Regions from separate parts of the Homo sapiens genome. Here region 2 is linked to region 1. Evidence: chromatin loops called from intact Hi-C (ENCODE). Cell type or tissue: IMR-90. All regions are shown on one strand. Links, peaks and the distances in the headings refer to the core of each region. The heading gives the core; the rest is flanking DNA.

Region 1 (8,344 bases), core at 147-8,146:
ATGCTTATCAAAAAATGCAGGATGGCAAAAGGAAAACTATCTCAGTCACAACAAACTGGATAATCCAAGTCTCAAGGTGTTGCTTTCTCACCTTCACTTGACTCAAGTCTTTCCTCCTGGTCTCCATTCTGCCCCAGTGGCAGAGACCACCTGGAACACATCTTACCTTGGTGGGCCGCCAGGACATCTGCCACCTTACTGCTCAGACTGGCATCACCCAGCAGCTTGTTAGAGATATAGGATCTCATGCCCCACTCCGGCATCTTCATTTTAATAAGTTCCCCAAGTTATTCTTATACTCTAAAATTTGAGATGTTTGCTCTAGATTTCTTAATGTCTGAGCTTAAGAGGAAATTCAAGAGCAGGCAAAGAGAAGGATTTCCTATGTCATATAAAGAAAGACTATCTACTGAAGTCCCTATTTTGTATAAGGACTTGCTGCTTCCTTGAGACTGATACCACTCATGAAAACAATAACAACAGCAACAGCAAACAAGTATCAAGTGCTCACTGTATGCCAGACAGTGTAATAAACTATTTACGTCATCTCACTTAAGACTCATATGGTCTGTAAAATGGGAACAATGATATTACTCCCAACACACGCACAATAGCAGGTTGTGTGCTCATAGTCTCATTCAGGTGACAGTGAAGGTAAAGGAAAATTTGGACCTACCTGCATGAAGGAGGCTGAGAGGTATGTGTGCATATGTATGCACACATGTGTGTGCATGTGCAAGCATTAACCTTAGCAAGAAAAGGCAGCTGCTCATCTTTCATGTCCCATTTTCTTTAGGCTCTCTCTGAACCACCTACCCGAGTTCCCACCTACAGAAAACAAATTTGGGATCATCTTAAATTTGGAGCATGGGTGAAAATACAAATCGATTTCTTTTTGGCCGAAATTGACAAAATTCATATGGACATTCAAGGGACCCAGAGTAGCCAAAACAATCTTGAAATAGAAGAGCAAGACAGGAAGAGTCACATTTCTCTATTTCAAAACTTACTACAAACCTATAATAATACAGACAGTGTGGCACTGAAATAAGGACAGACATACGGATCAATGGAATATAAATGAGAGACCAGAAATGAACCCATGTATCTGTTGTCCATTGATTTTTGGAAAAAGTATCTAGATAATTAAATGGCAGAAATAATAATCTTTTCAATAAATGGTTTTGAGACAACTGGACATCCACATGCAAAATAAAGAAGTTGAACCCCTTTCTCACACCATACATAAAAATTAACTCAAAATGGATTACAGACCTAAATATAAGAGCTAAAACTGTAAAATTTCTAGAAGAAAATAAAGGAGTAAATCTATATAACCTTGGGATAGCCAATGGTTCCTTAGATATGACCCTAAATCACAAGTGACAAAAAAATATAGATCACTTGGGCTTCATAATGATTAAAAACATCTGTCCTTCAAAGGATACCATCAAGAAAGTGAGAAGATAATCCATAGAAGGGGATAAAATATTTGCAAAGCATATATCTCATATAGGATTTGAATGTAGAATATACAAAAAAACTTTAAAACAATAAAAAGATAAATGACTCAAAAATGGACAAAGAATCTGAACAGACATTTCTCAGAAAAATAAGATATATAATGGCCAATAAGTACATAAAAAGATGCTCAATATCATTAGCCATCAGGGAAATACAAATCAAAACCACAGTGAGATGTGACTTCACAACCATTAGGATGGTTATAATCAAAAGACAGACCATAACAAGGATTAGTGACGATACAGAGAACTGGCAACCTTCACACATTGCAGATGGGAATGTAAAATGGTACAGCCACTTTGGAACAGTTTGACCCCAGGATGTTATAAATGGAGTTACTATATGACCCAGGAATTTTACTCCAGGAAATATATCCAAGAGAAAAGAAAACATATGTTTATGCAAAAACCTATATATGAATATTTATGGCAGCATTATTCATCATAGCTGAAAAGCAGAAACAACCCAAATGCCCACCAACACTTGAATAAACAAAGTGTGGTATATCCATCCAATGAAATATTATTCAGCAATAAAAAGGAATGACATATTGATACAGGCTCCAACTTGGTTGAACCTTGAAAACTATGCTAAATGAAAGAAGCCAGTCACAAAAGACTGAATATTGTATGATTCAATTTATACAAAATGTCCAGAATAGGCAAATCCATAGAGAAAGAAAGTAGATTGGGGACTGCCTAGGGCTCAGGGACGGAGAGGTGGAGGGAAAAGTGAATGCTAATCTTTTTTTTTTTCTTTGAGTTGGAGTCTTGCTCTGTCACCCAGGCTGGAGTGCAGTGGTGCCATCTTGGCTCACGGCAACCTCTGGCTCCCAGATTCAAGCAATTCTCCTGCCTCAGCCTCCTGAGTAGCTGGGATTACAGGCACCTGCCACCACACCTGGCTAATTTTTGTATTTTTAGTAGAGAGGGGGTTTCACCATTAGTCAGGCTGGTCTCAAACTCCTGACCTTGGGTGATCCTCCCACCTCGGCCTCCCAAAGTGCTGCGATCACAGGCATAAGCCACTGTGCCTGGCTGTGAATGCTAGTCACTGGGTGATAAAAATGTTCTGGAGTTAATGGTGACAGTTGAACAACCACGGGAATACACCAAAAAACGTTGAGTTGTATACTTTATATGGGTGAGCTGTATGGTACGTGAAATATATAATATCTCAATAAAGCTGTTGGATAAAAATAAGGGCCTAGGGCCACTTCCATTATTTACCCATCCTAAAGACAGTTCTAATGATTCAGGTCAGAGGCTGGAGCTCAGTCGCTCCCCTTAAGCCTGGCCCAGCCCCACTTCTGTACCTGCCTGCTGTTAAAAACAGAAATATTTTTATTCTTGAGGAAAAATGAATATGATGATGAGTGGCCAGGCAATGAGGTCCCTCCAGGCCCTGGGCTATAATTAACACAGCCACCAGCTCTGAAGCCAGTTCTCCCTGGAATTTTCTAATACTCTCTATGGAAGAGTCAAGCTTCTAGTTTGGTCCCCCTTCCCCAAGGGGGCAGAGAAGCCAGCAAGCCAACTGAGCTTGTGTCTTGGTCTCTAAATAAGAACAATTCAGCCAAAGGAAGATGGTTGGGAGAGAAGTGATTGTTAATGTAGTACAAGTGTGACACTGAATTTCTCTCTTTCTCCTCACCTAATGAGATTTTCATTTTAATTAGGCTGACTCCATCCGCCATCTCTTCTTAAATCCATATACTAATAGAACATGAGATTGCATCCCAATCCAAACTTTCTATCTGGATGGGTTTGAGCAGCAAATAATTTAGAGAAGTTAGACTGTGAAAGGATCTTACTTGTCTAATAATTTAATTAGCCGAGATATTATGGGCAATTTACACTTCACTGATGACATCCCCCACTGCATGAGTTAACGCAGGGGAAGAGCGCTTTAGCAAAACGCTAGGAATGACATTTTCATATACCCCTGAGATTCCAAGGACATCAGCTCACCAGGAAAAGCCAGACAGAAATCTACATGCATGACTCAAAGTAGTCAGTTCCCACTGGTAGTTACTCATGTTGCTTCGGAGGAAAGAAGACTCTCAAATATCGAGTTTAACATAAATACGTCTGTTCCCTGTGTACTTTCCAAATTTTAAATGCTGCAAGTTCTTTCCAGACCTCTAGCTAAAAGGAAAAACAAGGTTAATTGCTCCGACCCCCGCAAAAGACCAGTGCAGACTAGCAAATACGTACATACACAAACACGCACACACAGAGCAACTTGCTCTAATTGTTTTGAGAGGGGTGCAGATTTCTCATGGAGAATCTGGCAAGCTCGCCTGCTGTGTTCCACAGCCATTTCCAACCCCGTGGACTTCTCCTCTCATTTTTTCAGTCAGTACGTAATTTAGACCTGCGAGGATTTAAACTACAGGGCTATAATTTGTTATAATGTGCGTTTCTTTACTTTCTCTCTTTTTTTTTTTTTTTCAGGACAGTTCTAAACTTCCATGGCTCTTATGAATTAAATGAAGATGTAGTAAAGACCTTAAAATGAGGCCTAAAGGAAAAAACAAAAATTCTTCCTCCTCCAGCTCCAGTTGGAGTTCCGAATGACTTCCTAATCCTGCTGTTTCTGGGCCAACCACCCCCACCTTTCTCTATTCCTTTCCTAAGAACCAACTGCATCTCAGCCTGTTCTTTCTTGGCTCTGCCAGAAGGGAGCCCTCCTGCATGCCTGGGACCACCCACAGACTGCTGGCTCTGTTTGGACAGGAGGACCCAACTGCAAAGAGGGAACATCTTGCCTGTTTCCAAAAGGGGGGTGAGTCACCTTGGTTCAAGCAGTCAGCTCTTAGCAGCAGTTACACACTCCCACCCTCACCCCCATGGCCTTACATGGCCAGAGTCTAGGTGGCATCTAGAATAGGGATGTCCAAGTGGCAGCTGATGGACCAATGCTTGGCTGGCCAGAACATAACTACCCACTGAGGTTTATGAAATACACAGATTTCCAGGGCCCGCCCCCAGAGGTTTTGATGCAGAAGGTCCTGGCATGGTAACTGAGAATCTGTCCGAGGTGACATTGATGGACAGCGAGGCTTGAGACCCACTGGTTTGGAACCAAGATACTCAAGGTAAGGTTCTCAAGGAAGTGAGATAAGGTGGAAATGTGGGAGAAGATGTGTCTCTTAACACCACTATCACAGGAGCCTTTCTGGGTGCCTTTTGAAAGAGGACTCACATACTGGGGTATGTGGAGTTGGTCAGAATAGGGTTTTTTAAAAGGTGAAAACTTTGGAATTGAACAGACTTGGCTTCCAGTTTCTCTGAAACTGACAGACCCAACTTCCAGTTCCTCCTTTGTTATTTAGGTGCTGGGAAATCTTGAACAAGTCTGAGCCTCAATTTCCTCAAATGATAAATGGGAATGGTGAGGCTGAGGATGATAAAGGATAATCACTAACAATTACATTGTGCATACTTTGTGCTGGCCACTGTTCTAATATTACAGACATCCATTTGCTGGGATGTTGAGCATGAAGTCAGATATTTCATATAACATGCTCAGCATATTGCCTTACACATTGTTAAAAAGAAGCTACTGTTATGGTTTTATGTCCTTATTTGTCCAGGAAGATAACTGCCCTTACTGTCTCCTTAGGCAGGATGCAAACTTCCACACCCCTCCAGCCAGCAGTTTCCTGGCCATGCAGCCCCCTCTCCCACCCCATCCGTGATCTAGTTTCTCATGCTGTCCCTATAACATACACCTTAAGGTTCTAGCATGAAAGGCCCTGGTTAAGATAAAACTGTTCTTATGGAATAAAATACTTTCCTGTTAGACTTCAGATATAATTTATTTTTCAGACCAATTACTTAGCAGGATCCTAAAGAGTTTAGGATAAAAAAAGAATACAAGGGAAAGCAGAAGTCAAGAGTGTAAACTGGGGTAAAATTTGCATATCCTTTCAAGTTAAGGATCTTCATCTTAGGATCATAGACACGTTGGAAAACCTATTATAATCCATGCACTCTCTCGCCAGAAAATCCTATGTGGGCATGTGCACATATAAAATATTCTGCATATAACTTCAGGAGATTCATTACACTGATGCCCATCAATGGATGCCCTTGGGAAATTGTGGCCTATAAGTTGAAAATCCAGCCTTTTAGTTCAAGGGTTAGCAAACTCTTTCTTTTCAGGGTCAGATAGTAAATCTTTTTAACTCTGGAGGTCATATGGTCTCTGTTACAACTACTCAGTCCTGCCACTGTAACGCAATAGCTGCCACATATGATAATGAAACAAATCACATGGCTGTGTTCCAATGAAACTTTATTTACAAAAACGGGCTACAGTTTGCTGACCCTTGCTTTGAGTTTTGGTATGCCACCATGAGTCATTACCCATTCAGGGAACATGTAGGGCCCCAGGCTTCCACAGAGTACAGTCTGACAAGAATGCTTTCTTCCCTGCAAGCTCCCCCAACAACCCTCTGCCCCCCTGCCCCTCCACCACCCCAGGCTTGGCTAAATACCTTCACAGCTTAGTAGTCTAGATTTCTAGGACTATGGCAGCTTCAAGGAGGTCTTGCTTCTCTCTCATTTAACTCTCTCCCCAGACCCTAAAAGTATCATGCCCTCTAAGCTGTTCTCATTAAAATCTCCTTCTATATAAATGAACCTAACGTCTAAACAGCAATGTTTTCATCCCTTGAAAATGCAGCTGCACATACATTTACAAGATTCGAGTGGAAGTGCTTAACCTAGGGGTATTGGTTCATCCCAAGTAGGTCTTGAAGGGAATAAAGAAAAAGAATAACATGGCCTAAAAACCTAGAGCAGGCCTGGGTTGTCCTAAGTAATTACATAAATTACTTAAGTGGGGTTACCATAGGTTAGAAAATCGCCTTATTAGTTTTGACAAATTTCATGAGAAAACGCTGCATCTTTAGATGCGGCATGATTAAAACATAATCTGCAGACGGCAGGAAGAGAACAGCCACTCCATTTTCCCCTGTGGTCATGTTTTTTTAAAGAACCTTTTAAATAATAGACACGGTTGTAATCAGATGCTACCCAAAGATAGATATGACATTATTAACCATGGAGAAGAGCCTGTTTCTCATCCCTCCTCTGCTAGATTTGCGCTATCCAACACACAGGATATACATCTGGGCTGATAATTAAACATGTTTAATGTTCATCGTAGCTGTTCTATGGAACGTGTTGCCACAGACTGCCTTTTGTATCCTTAGCTTGGACTTACTCTCGGATGAATGTGTGAGTGGGATGTGGGTGAAGTCACCTTGCCAACCAGACAGAAAGACAAAAATCACTTGATTCAAGAACCGTTTGCAGTTTTTCAGCCCAACTCCCAGCTCTCTTTCTTCATTTCCCAGGAATCTTTTCTTAATGTAAAATATCTTCCTGTTGACATGACAGGGAGAGTGGGGGGAAGGCTGGTTTTCATCCAGAGGAAACTGCTGGCTAAAGAACAGTAACTTGAAGTAGAGGAGTCTGAACCCCAAACCACACATGACAAGATGAGCACATTGAGTGTCCCATTTAGTCTGTGATTCAGATGTCTGAGTTCCTCTTACAGATATCTTCTCAGCTACATCATACAATTAAAAAACCCCCTCCATGACCTAACTATTGTAAATTCTTCAGTTCACTCAATTTAAAAACCTTCCAGGGAGCTTCAGCGTGAACAAGAGGCTATTTTTACAGCACCCCCAGGCATGCAAAGTGTTAGAAAAAAGCATCATCCCTCATGGGTCAATTAATTTAGAGGTCAGCTACCTCACCACCTGAAAAGATATATTTGTCTGTCCTGCAAGCATCTACAACTACAGGCAGACATTGTCCAAAGAATGGTAAACAAAGGAAACTTTTTACCCGATAAACATTTGGTCTTGATACGGGAAGTTCTCTTTTCCCAGTGGAAGCAAATGAAAATGCCACTGTTACATTTTTTCACAGGAGATGAGCCTAAAAGATGCCTTTGAGACACCAACAATCTGTATGCTGCAGGCTTTGGTATTTAACACAAGTGAAAGGGGCTTTGCCCTGCAATGGGAAGCCATGTTTGGTTTTGTTCTTAGAGATCTGTCTGAGTTTCCTAATTAGGAAGACGCCTGGAGAACATCAACAGGTCAAATATTTATTCTCGGAGAAGAGGCCAGGCTCGCCTAACATGCTCTCCCGATGTGTAGGTGAGTCACTTCCAAAGGCAGGAAGGATTACAAGCTGCTGAGTTCACAAATGGCTGCCAAGCTCAGGAGTTAGGGCCTCCTTCCCCAACTGTGCATGCATCACAGCTCACCAACCCACCTGGGGGCTCAGCATGACACAAAGGCTGAGCTCCTGCTCCTGGGGAGGTCAGCTCCAATCACTGGCATTTCAGAAAGCCCAAGAATGTTTGTCTTCCAAAGAGCTAATGCATAAGACCAGTTGGCCTGGAAAGGTTATTACCTTGAAGAATGCTAGGAGTCAAGAAGACAGATAACTGGCACCTATGATGCTAAATCCCCGTTTCCTTGGTTCCAAAATGTTATTCCATCACCCACAATCTGCTCCTTTTCTATTCTCTGCCTCTCTTTCCCTCTTCCTCTCCACCCCACCCCTACACCTTTGCATGAACCCCTTAAGTTCCTTTGAATAAAGCAACACAGCCTTTCCCTCTTGGTCTTTCATCTGTCACTAATTGGGATCAGTATTTTCCAGTTATATAAAGAGTGCCTGTGTGGCTTTATAACATATGCTGACAAATCATTTGGCAAACACTTTCTTTTGTTGCAACAAACTGCACTGTGGAGGACCGTAGCATTGGCAACCAAATATGTACACTC
Region 2 (8,344 bases), core at 284-8,283, 50 kb before region 1:
GCTCTAAAAACCCATTAGCCAACAATGCAGGGAAGTCTAAATTGAACTAAGTGGATCTCAGAAGTTCCTCTCCGATGGTTACCCATAATTCTTAATCATACGGTCTGCAAGTGAATGTCATTGTACTAAGCACCATATGGTATTTGCTCATCACAGCTGTGGCTAAATGATCCCATGGTTATCTGTTCCATGTTGGTCTTCCCTTCCAGAATATAAAACCACATGGTAGCAGTGCCCACACTTATCCATCACTTCAACCCCAGATCCAGCCCAGCACCTGGAACATAGAAGGTACTCAAATATTTATTGATTCATTGAATGAACAGAGATGAAATTAGTGGATAAAACTAAGCTAGGAAACAGTTACTGCTGAAGGAGTTCAGGAGATACTACCGCAAATATGTCACTTTGGTATGCTGATGATTTCAAACTGAGGGCACTTGGGAGACAGTGGATATAAGAAGGGGCTTTCTCTGGGCTCCTCTTTAGTTGTCTGAAGACAGATACTGCAAAAGGGAGTCAATTGTCATAAATCCTCTCCCAGGGAATCTCACCAACCAGGGAACTTTGGCTTACAGGAGAAGAGACCTCCAGGTGATACCACACCCAGACAGATTTTTGTCACAGCCTGTTCTTCGGAAGGCCTACTCATCTTTCCCAAGAATCACTTACTCTCTCCTACGTCGCCCACCACCACCTATCCTCTTCCCTAAGGAAAGGGTATATAAGCTTTCAAATATCACTGGGTTTGGGATATTCACTTTTCTTTCACGTGGTGCCCTCATGCACATGCATATCTTTATTCTTGTTAATCTGCCTATTGTCAGTTTATTTCATAAACTCAATTATTGAACCCTCAGAGGGTAGAGGGAAAGTCTTCCCTCCCTGACACTGTTCTTAGGAAAGTTGCACTCAGAATGGGAACTTACTCAGAGAAATACAGATTTACTATTATTACCTATAATGATGGCATTGATGACATGGCATAGAAGACAGATAGGAGCAAGTAGATCAGAGAGGATTCTAAAAGATTCTAGCTAAACAGAAAGTCGTTACTAGTCTGTAAGAACTAGAGTCAGATCCTAATTATCACCATTGTGCTTTTAAGTACCAAATGCTAACTTGGGAGCTTGAATTTGGAACTCAAGTCAAAATGATAAGGTTGACCTCTTTTTAAGATTTACTAAATCATCTCTCTTTATTTTTGTTCAACTGCACTTCAATCATTTTTTAAAGCTCCCAGAACTATAGAACATTCAAATACTCTGAGGAGCAATGACTATATCTAGAACCTTAATGAAAATTTTAAAGGTTGATTTCATTCTCAAGTGCTTCAATAAAAACAAGAACAAGAACAACACTGAGGCCCAAGCAAGAACTCAGGTAGGGTAGTGTGAAATTCAAATGCAAGGTAGATGGATTCCTGAGAAAGGGAGAAAGTCAAGTGTCTTGGCATTCTACAAAAATTTACAACACGTGCAACACAACTGTGCCTATATCGTTTGAAAGAATCTTTCATTGTTTAAAATTGTCAATTGTGGATAAACATGTTGCAAAAAAAGATAAAGAGATTGACCACACCACAGCAGTTTTAATCGTAACCATGAACAGAAGGTAATGGCTTCATTTCTTTATTCTTTCAAGGAAATAGGGTTGTATTTGTTACCCATAACAACATTGACAGGTTCAACTTCTGGAACCACCAAACATAAATGCCTAAAAACTTTCTTTTACTCTTAACTAAAAAATAAATCCATACCCAACAGAGAAAGCTTTGTTAGGCAAGAGATACTTAAGTGTGAATTCCACACAAAATTGGGTTTGCTTTTGGTTGCAGAGATGTGCCCTCCTTAGGTAAATATAATGGCAAGATACAAAGTACTCTTTCCTTGGAAAGCCTTAGCTCATAAGATTATATATCAGTGAAGTACATTTTTGTAACAGAAACGAATAAATGTTACAGTGTGCACCTGAAGTTCAACTCAATTCCAGAAAAGCAGTTTTCAGTGGTAACATCTAAATCAGGTACCCAATCCAAGCATTTTTCAAATGGCCAAAACTGGAGTAATAGTATCTTTTACACAAATATCTTTCAAATGAATTATGGCAATATAATCTAAGACACGCTCACATTTCCAAATAATAAAACATAGGCAAAAATTTAAATAACTGTCTTGCATCATTGCTGTCATAGAAATTATGACAACTGTCTATAGAAAATTAGGATATGAAAAGAGGAGGTTGTGGATAGCATTGGTCTCCCAAGCCAAGACTCAACCACTTCATCTAACACAAACCTGGGCATATCTTAGGTCTTTTCCGCCTGACTTTGAACTTGAACAGTGAACATCTGTCTTTTGTCTTCTTTAAAATGAAAGAATTAGATAGCACAATCTAGACAGTTTCAAACAACTGTAACTAGAATACTTTTCCACTATATAATTAGGTTAGACAAAGACACCACATGAATAATATTGAACTGTTGTGATAGCCTTCAACACCACAGGAGTTTAACAACCCCACTGGGAATCAACCCCACTGGCAGAAAAAATCTTAGAAGCTGTGACAACATGTGAGTCAAGATATCCAAAGTTAAACAGGCTCTCACTTTAATATCTAGAAATAATATCTAGAAAATGTGTGGCCCTAAGAGAGAAAGTTTTTGAAAAGGTGCCATTTTCCAACAATCTCAAAGGTCATTAAAGTTAGCTGGCATGACATTTAGATACTTTAAGAGACAAAGAAATGCAAACCCCATGCAGGAAATACAGAGTAGCCTGGAGTGCTCCAGACTTCTATAACATCTAGCTTAAATCTAAGGGTCACAGGCTATCTATCTGACCACTCACTTTATTAATTTATGAAGTCAACGACATAGTAAATATAAATAGGACTCAGGGTATCCCAACAGCATTAAGGACAAGAATCCAGTTTGCGTTGCACCTGAAGTTTTCAATCATCGTGCAATCTCAACCAGCTGACGAGGTATCCTTAGAAGACAAGTGTTTCCTTAGTGAATAAGCACCTTTTGACCTCAGAAAGATTTACAATGAGGTACAGACATGTCTAAGGGAAGCCTATTACAAAACTTTATATTGTTTGTGTTATGAAATCTATAAATATTTTGCACTTAATCACTTTAACATTTAAGAGAATTTGGCCCATCCAAATTACCGGTTGTTTTTGTTATTTCAATTTAAAACATCTTGTTATTCCAGTTTACTTGAGTAAGGAGTACAGGCTTATTTGAAACTAAAAAAAATCTCATGAAATTTACATATAGTTTTAGGATATTTAGGTCAATGTTCACCACATTTATAAGTTTGATTTATGAGAATTATAATAATTATTAAAAGAGACAGGAAAAGATGTTTTCCTTGGGGAAGGAAGAAGCCAAGCCAGATGATTTAAAAAGAAACCAATTGCTTTGTGTTTATGAATGCATCTCAAAATATAAAGAGTTACTTATGTTTGTAAACGCAGACTGAAGATTTATAAATGTGATAGAATAGTAAGACTGAATGTTGAACTTTAGGAAGAATTGGTTAATTAATTGAATGTTAATTTTTAAAACCAAAGCCACCTGTAAATAATCTTTCCTTTAAAGAAAAACTGCCCTCCAGGGGCTCAGAAAACTCATAAAAACCTCTGCTTGTAAGGTAGCCTCCAAGGGCTGGTGTGAAGGCCACAGTAGGGATTGGGGCTGATTAATATGTGGTAATGTAACATGTCTCAGGGTAGGCCCAGTCTATCAGCTGCCAACAAGTACGAAATCCATGCTGCAGGCCACGCCCTGTGCTAAGCACTTTGTAGACAGCACCTCTTTGTTTTATACAGCAGCAATGCAAAGCTTAGGGACGTTAGGTAACCTGCCACGATGACAGGAATGGGACTTGAACCCAGTGCTCTCAACCACCACCCATTTGCCTCCTGTAAGAAAAATATCCCATCGACCTAGTGAATTTCTAGAATCTTGCTACTCAAAGTGTGGTCCAGGGAACCATCAGAATTGGCACTGCCTGGGAGCATTTAGAAATGCAGATCCTCAGCCCTACTGAATGAGGGTCTGCAGGTGATTCTTGGGCACGTTAGAGTATGAGAAGCAGTCTTCTGGAGCAGGGATTGGCAAACTTTTTCTGCAAGGCCAAAAAGGAAAAGCATGTTGGGCTTTTAGGGCCGTGTGGTCTCTGTTGCAACCACTCAACTTTGCCACGGAAGCAGGCATGGATGACACACAAATGACTAAGCATGGCTGTGTTTCAGAGACTCATTTTTACAATAATAGGCTGAGGGCCAGATTTGGCCCATGGGCCACAGTTTGCCAACCCATGATCTAGTGTACAGTAGCTACACCACTGAGATGGATATGTTTTCTGATTTGCTAGAAGAAAACTGAATACCTTCTCCACCTTGGAAGGCAAGCCCAGCCAACTCCTCTTTCACTGGTAGCAAGCAGCAGATTCACAGTAATACCGTTTGCCAACCTCGTCCAACATTTTTTTTTTCTTGAGGTCAGAAGATTACGTCTCAGTCTTAACATCATTTTCAAATGGTGGGCCCAATATTGAAGGGGACAGTGGAAATTCACCCCCCACCCCCCCAAAAAAAAGAAAAGAAAAATCCCTTTTGTATAAATAAATCAAATGTAAAAGATTTAAATGCAGTAAGATCTTTGGGGAGTTATAAAGAATTGGCCTTGTTTTTCAGTAAACACGATTGCATAAATGCAACTGGCTTTAGCACATTAACAGACTGGGATGCCTCAAATTCTCAAGAACTTCTGAGCCAATTCCTACACGATGATTAAATATGCTGGACAGCCATTCTGTAACTGGACTATTTTGCTCCACAGATTAGCCCACTCTCGCATTAGGGAGCACATTTATTGCTCAACTCTGAGTAAAGGCCATGCATCCCATTGCAAAGTCTCAACTTTTCCATCAGATGTTCCCATAAAAAATCTGAATACAGGAATTAAATCAACAGGAATTGCACTTTTTCTTCTCTTTCACTTTTCCTGGTATGAGCAGGAAAGGGGCTTCTCGCAGTTGGCAGGGAACTCGGCAAAAGAGGTTTAAGAACTGGTTTTGTGAAGGTGCTGTAGCCAAGCAGTTTCATGTCCTCCACTTATTCAGGAGAATTTGGAGAAAATAAAAATGAGGTAAACCAGGCAACTGAGGAAAATGGTGTTTATCATGGGCATTCATTGAGTGATTACCATATGCAAGGTGCCATGTGCTCAAGCCTTCATGAGGAGTATCTACGTTCATCTCCCCACATTTCTACATGTGTTATGAAGGAGAACCAATATAGAGAGGAAGAAACCGAGGCACAGTGAGATCAAAGATCACAGAGCTAGTGGAGACAGTGCATGGATTTGAACCCTTAGACCTCAGAACCTAACTTAATCTGCATTAAACAGAACTCAAGTATTGTTCAGTAGTTTTGCAGTGCCCTCTCAAACCTATGCTAAGAGCAGAAGCCTCCAGTCTCCCCTTCTGCCCCAACCCAGGCAGGGTTAAGTGCCCCGTGCTCCCAGAAGCCACTTGACCTCAGCATGCCCTCTACACTGCACTGTCTACTCCTCTGCCTTGCTATCCAATGGATAAACTATGGCACCTCCGCCTGTGCACTATGAACCTTTGGGGCCAGGACATGCTTTGTTGAAGGGGGCTCTCTTATGCGTTACAGGATGTTTAGCAGCCTCCCTGGCCTCTACCCAGTAGATGCCAGCAGAAACCCTCTGTCCACCCCACCACCCTCTAGTTGTAACAAGCAAATGTATCTCCAGACATTTGCCAAATGTCCCCGGTGTGGGGTAGGGGGTGGGCACGGTGGAGGCAAAATTGCCCCTGGTTGGAATCACTGCTATAAAACCTTTGAGGACAGGATAACTGTCTATGTCATTGTTTCTTTACCACCTAACAAAGGAGATGGCACACAGTACTCCTTCGTACTTTATCCCCAGAATAGCTCTCAGCTCTATCCTGTGCATCATCACTGCCACCGTTCTAGTGCCAGCCGCCTTCGTCTTTCGTCTGGTCTAGCAGAGGAGCCTCCTAACTGATTTCCCGGTACCCTCCCTGGTGACCCATCCATTCTGCTGAGATACAAGAGAGTTTTCAAAGCCCAATCTATTCATTCTACTATCCTCCTTAAGGCTTTCCACTGGTTTTCCACTGCTCGTCAGACAAGACTTCTCGACATGACCTATGGAGCCCTCAATGGTCTGCCAATCTCTGCAGCCTCATCCTCTCACTACCTGTGCTACAGTTCCTTGAAAGGTCCAGATGCCACTGCCCTTTGGCCTTTGCATATGCCGTTCCACATCTGTGGAAAGCCATTTTCCCTCCATTTCCCTGTCCTGCCTATGGACCTCAGCACAGGTGTTGCTTCTTCCTGGTCTAAAGCAGGTTCCTTTGTTCAAGGTCCCCGTGGAACCAAGTTTCATTCTTTCCTAGCCTTCCTCAACATGACCATTTATCATAAAAGAGGGAAGCCACCCTGTCTACTTTTCTTCACTACTGTAATTTCAGTGCCTGGGCCCTGGTGAGTACTCAATGAATATTTATTGACTACACATGCATAATCAGTAACTTAACCGAGAGACACCCTCTCACAATATAGAGGTTTTGCCAATGAGGTGCCCTGAAGGAAAATGGCTCAGTATATGAATTCTGGAATCAAACTGCTTGGGTTCAATTCCAGCTCTGGTACTTAATAGCTGCGAGACCTTGGATAGAACACTTACCCTCCCTGTCCCTCAGTTTCCTCACTTGTAAAATGAGAAAAACAGTAACTACTCTCATGGCATCCCGGTCTATAAAGTACCTGAAAATGTATAAAGTCTTCATTCCATGCTTGGGACATGAAAAGTGCTATATAAGAATTTGCTGCTATTATTATTGTTATTATTACTAGTAATATTTTTATTTACACATGATGGGTAAGGTAATGGGTTCATTTTTTTCTGATCTCAGCACAGGTGATAACAGCAGACACAACTGATTTCTTCCAAGTCCTGTGGGAGGAGATCCATTTTCACATTCTACAGACTCCCATGTCATCCCTAAGGTCCTTATAGGGCTGAAAGCAGCTTTACAAATGGTCCCTTGATCAAGTTCCATAGAACCAACTCCTGAGTTCATGACAATAGTCCTGCTCCATCAGCTGTGCACCTCTGGAGCAGAGTGGAGGGTGATAAGGGACTCTCAGAACCTTTGACAGTAGACTAATAAAAGATTGGGCTTGTTTGCAATGCTGATTAAAATCCAGCCTCCTTGGAAAGTCAAATCTATTCTGTGGAACTTTTCCATTCAGAAACTATGGAAACGCAAGTCAAAGTTGTTTTTAGTCTCTTCTTCATTCAACAGATATTTCCAAAATGCAACTTTGGTGCCAGGAGAAGAGATTGGCAGCTACCATTTATTATAGGAGCCTGAGCCATTGATCACATTTTGATGAGTGGCTTTTACTAATCTCTTATATACTTACAAGGATTCACCATGTTATTATAGGGCTCCTCCGGTTCACTGAAAGCATATTTCAGAGAAACTCAAGTCCTTTTACTCCTTGCATTCATGTGCAGAATCACCATTCTCAAAGCATAATTTCTGATTCCAAATATAACTGCAGGTCAAATTCCATTATGAAAAACTTCTGATGCATATCTAGGCATAAGATATTGTTGCCTGCAATGAGCAGACCATTGTTTGGCTGAGATTTGGAAACCCTGTTGTCATGTAAAGATTCTATTGTGTTAGGATTTGTTGTAATGGGATTTAGCCTATAGCTGAACTGGAAATTAGCAAATGGACACTTTTATTTCGTGAATCCTGGTGCCAGAAGTTACTGGTATAAGAACCAGCTTTCTCCTAATGAGGCAATTAATACCTCAACGGGGTCCTTCTAAAACACATTTTACTACTTTACTCCTCAGAAGGTAGGATAAGTAATAAAATATCAAAAGATGGCGAGATAAACATTAGGGTAACGGGGATTAAGGTTGCTGACAAGAGGTCATTTTTATTCTCCCTTTATGTAATGAGAAAGAGTAGATCACAACTCCAAATACTTCTTTTTTGTTTGTTTGTTTTTGAGATGGAGTCTCACTCTGTTGCCCAGGCTGGAGTGCAGTGGCCTGATCTAGGCTCACTGCACGCTCCTCCTCCCAGGAATACACCATTCTCCTGCTTCAGCCTCCTGAGTAGCTGGGACTACAGGCACCTGCCACCAGGCCCGGCTAATTTTTTGCATTTTCAGTAGAGACAGGGTTTCACCGTCTTAGCCAGGATGGTCTCTATCTCCTGACCTCGTGATCCACCCGCCTCAGCCTCCCAAAGTG

What was found. Peaks named below come from ENCODE experiments on the same cell type or tissue, not always from the same donor. Only the 100,000 strongest peaks of a DNase experiment are listed, where the experiment ranks them.
Region 2: it touches region 1 in a loop (2.7-fold over the local background); 2 of 110 quality-filtered maps call a loop at or near these places.

Annotation. Positions count from the first base shown.
Region 1 is chr3:64,337,256-64,345,599 of GRCh38, forward strand. No RefSeq gene overlaps it. Among named protein-coding and RNA genes, the nearest start is that of PRICKLE2-DT, 100 kb to the right of the region's middle. RefSeq lists an enhancer at 7,550-8,131. In IMR-90, for the core only: no CTCF peak of the experiment used is centred there; DNase peaks (open chromatin) are centred at 3,546, 5,886, 7,036 and 7,736; H3K4me3 peaks cover 509 bases; H3K27ac peaks cover 4,164 bases.
Region 2 is chr3:64,287,301-64,295,644 of GRCh38, forward strand. No RefSeq gene overlaps it. Among named protein-coding and RNA genes, the nearest start is that of PRICKLE2, 66 kb to the left of the region's middle. In IMR-90, for the core only: no CTCF peak of the experiment used is centred there; a DNase peak (open chromatin) is centred at 4,221; H3K27ac peaks cover 709 bases.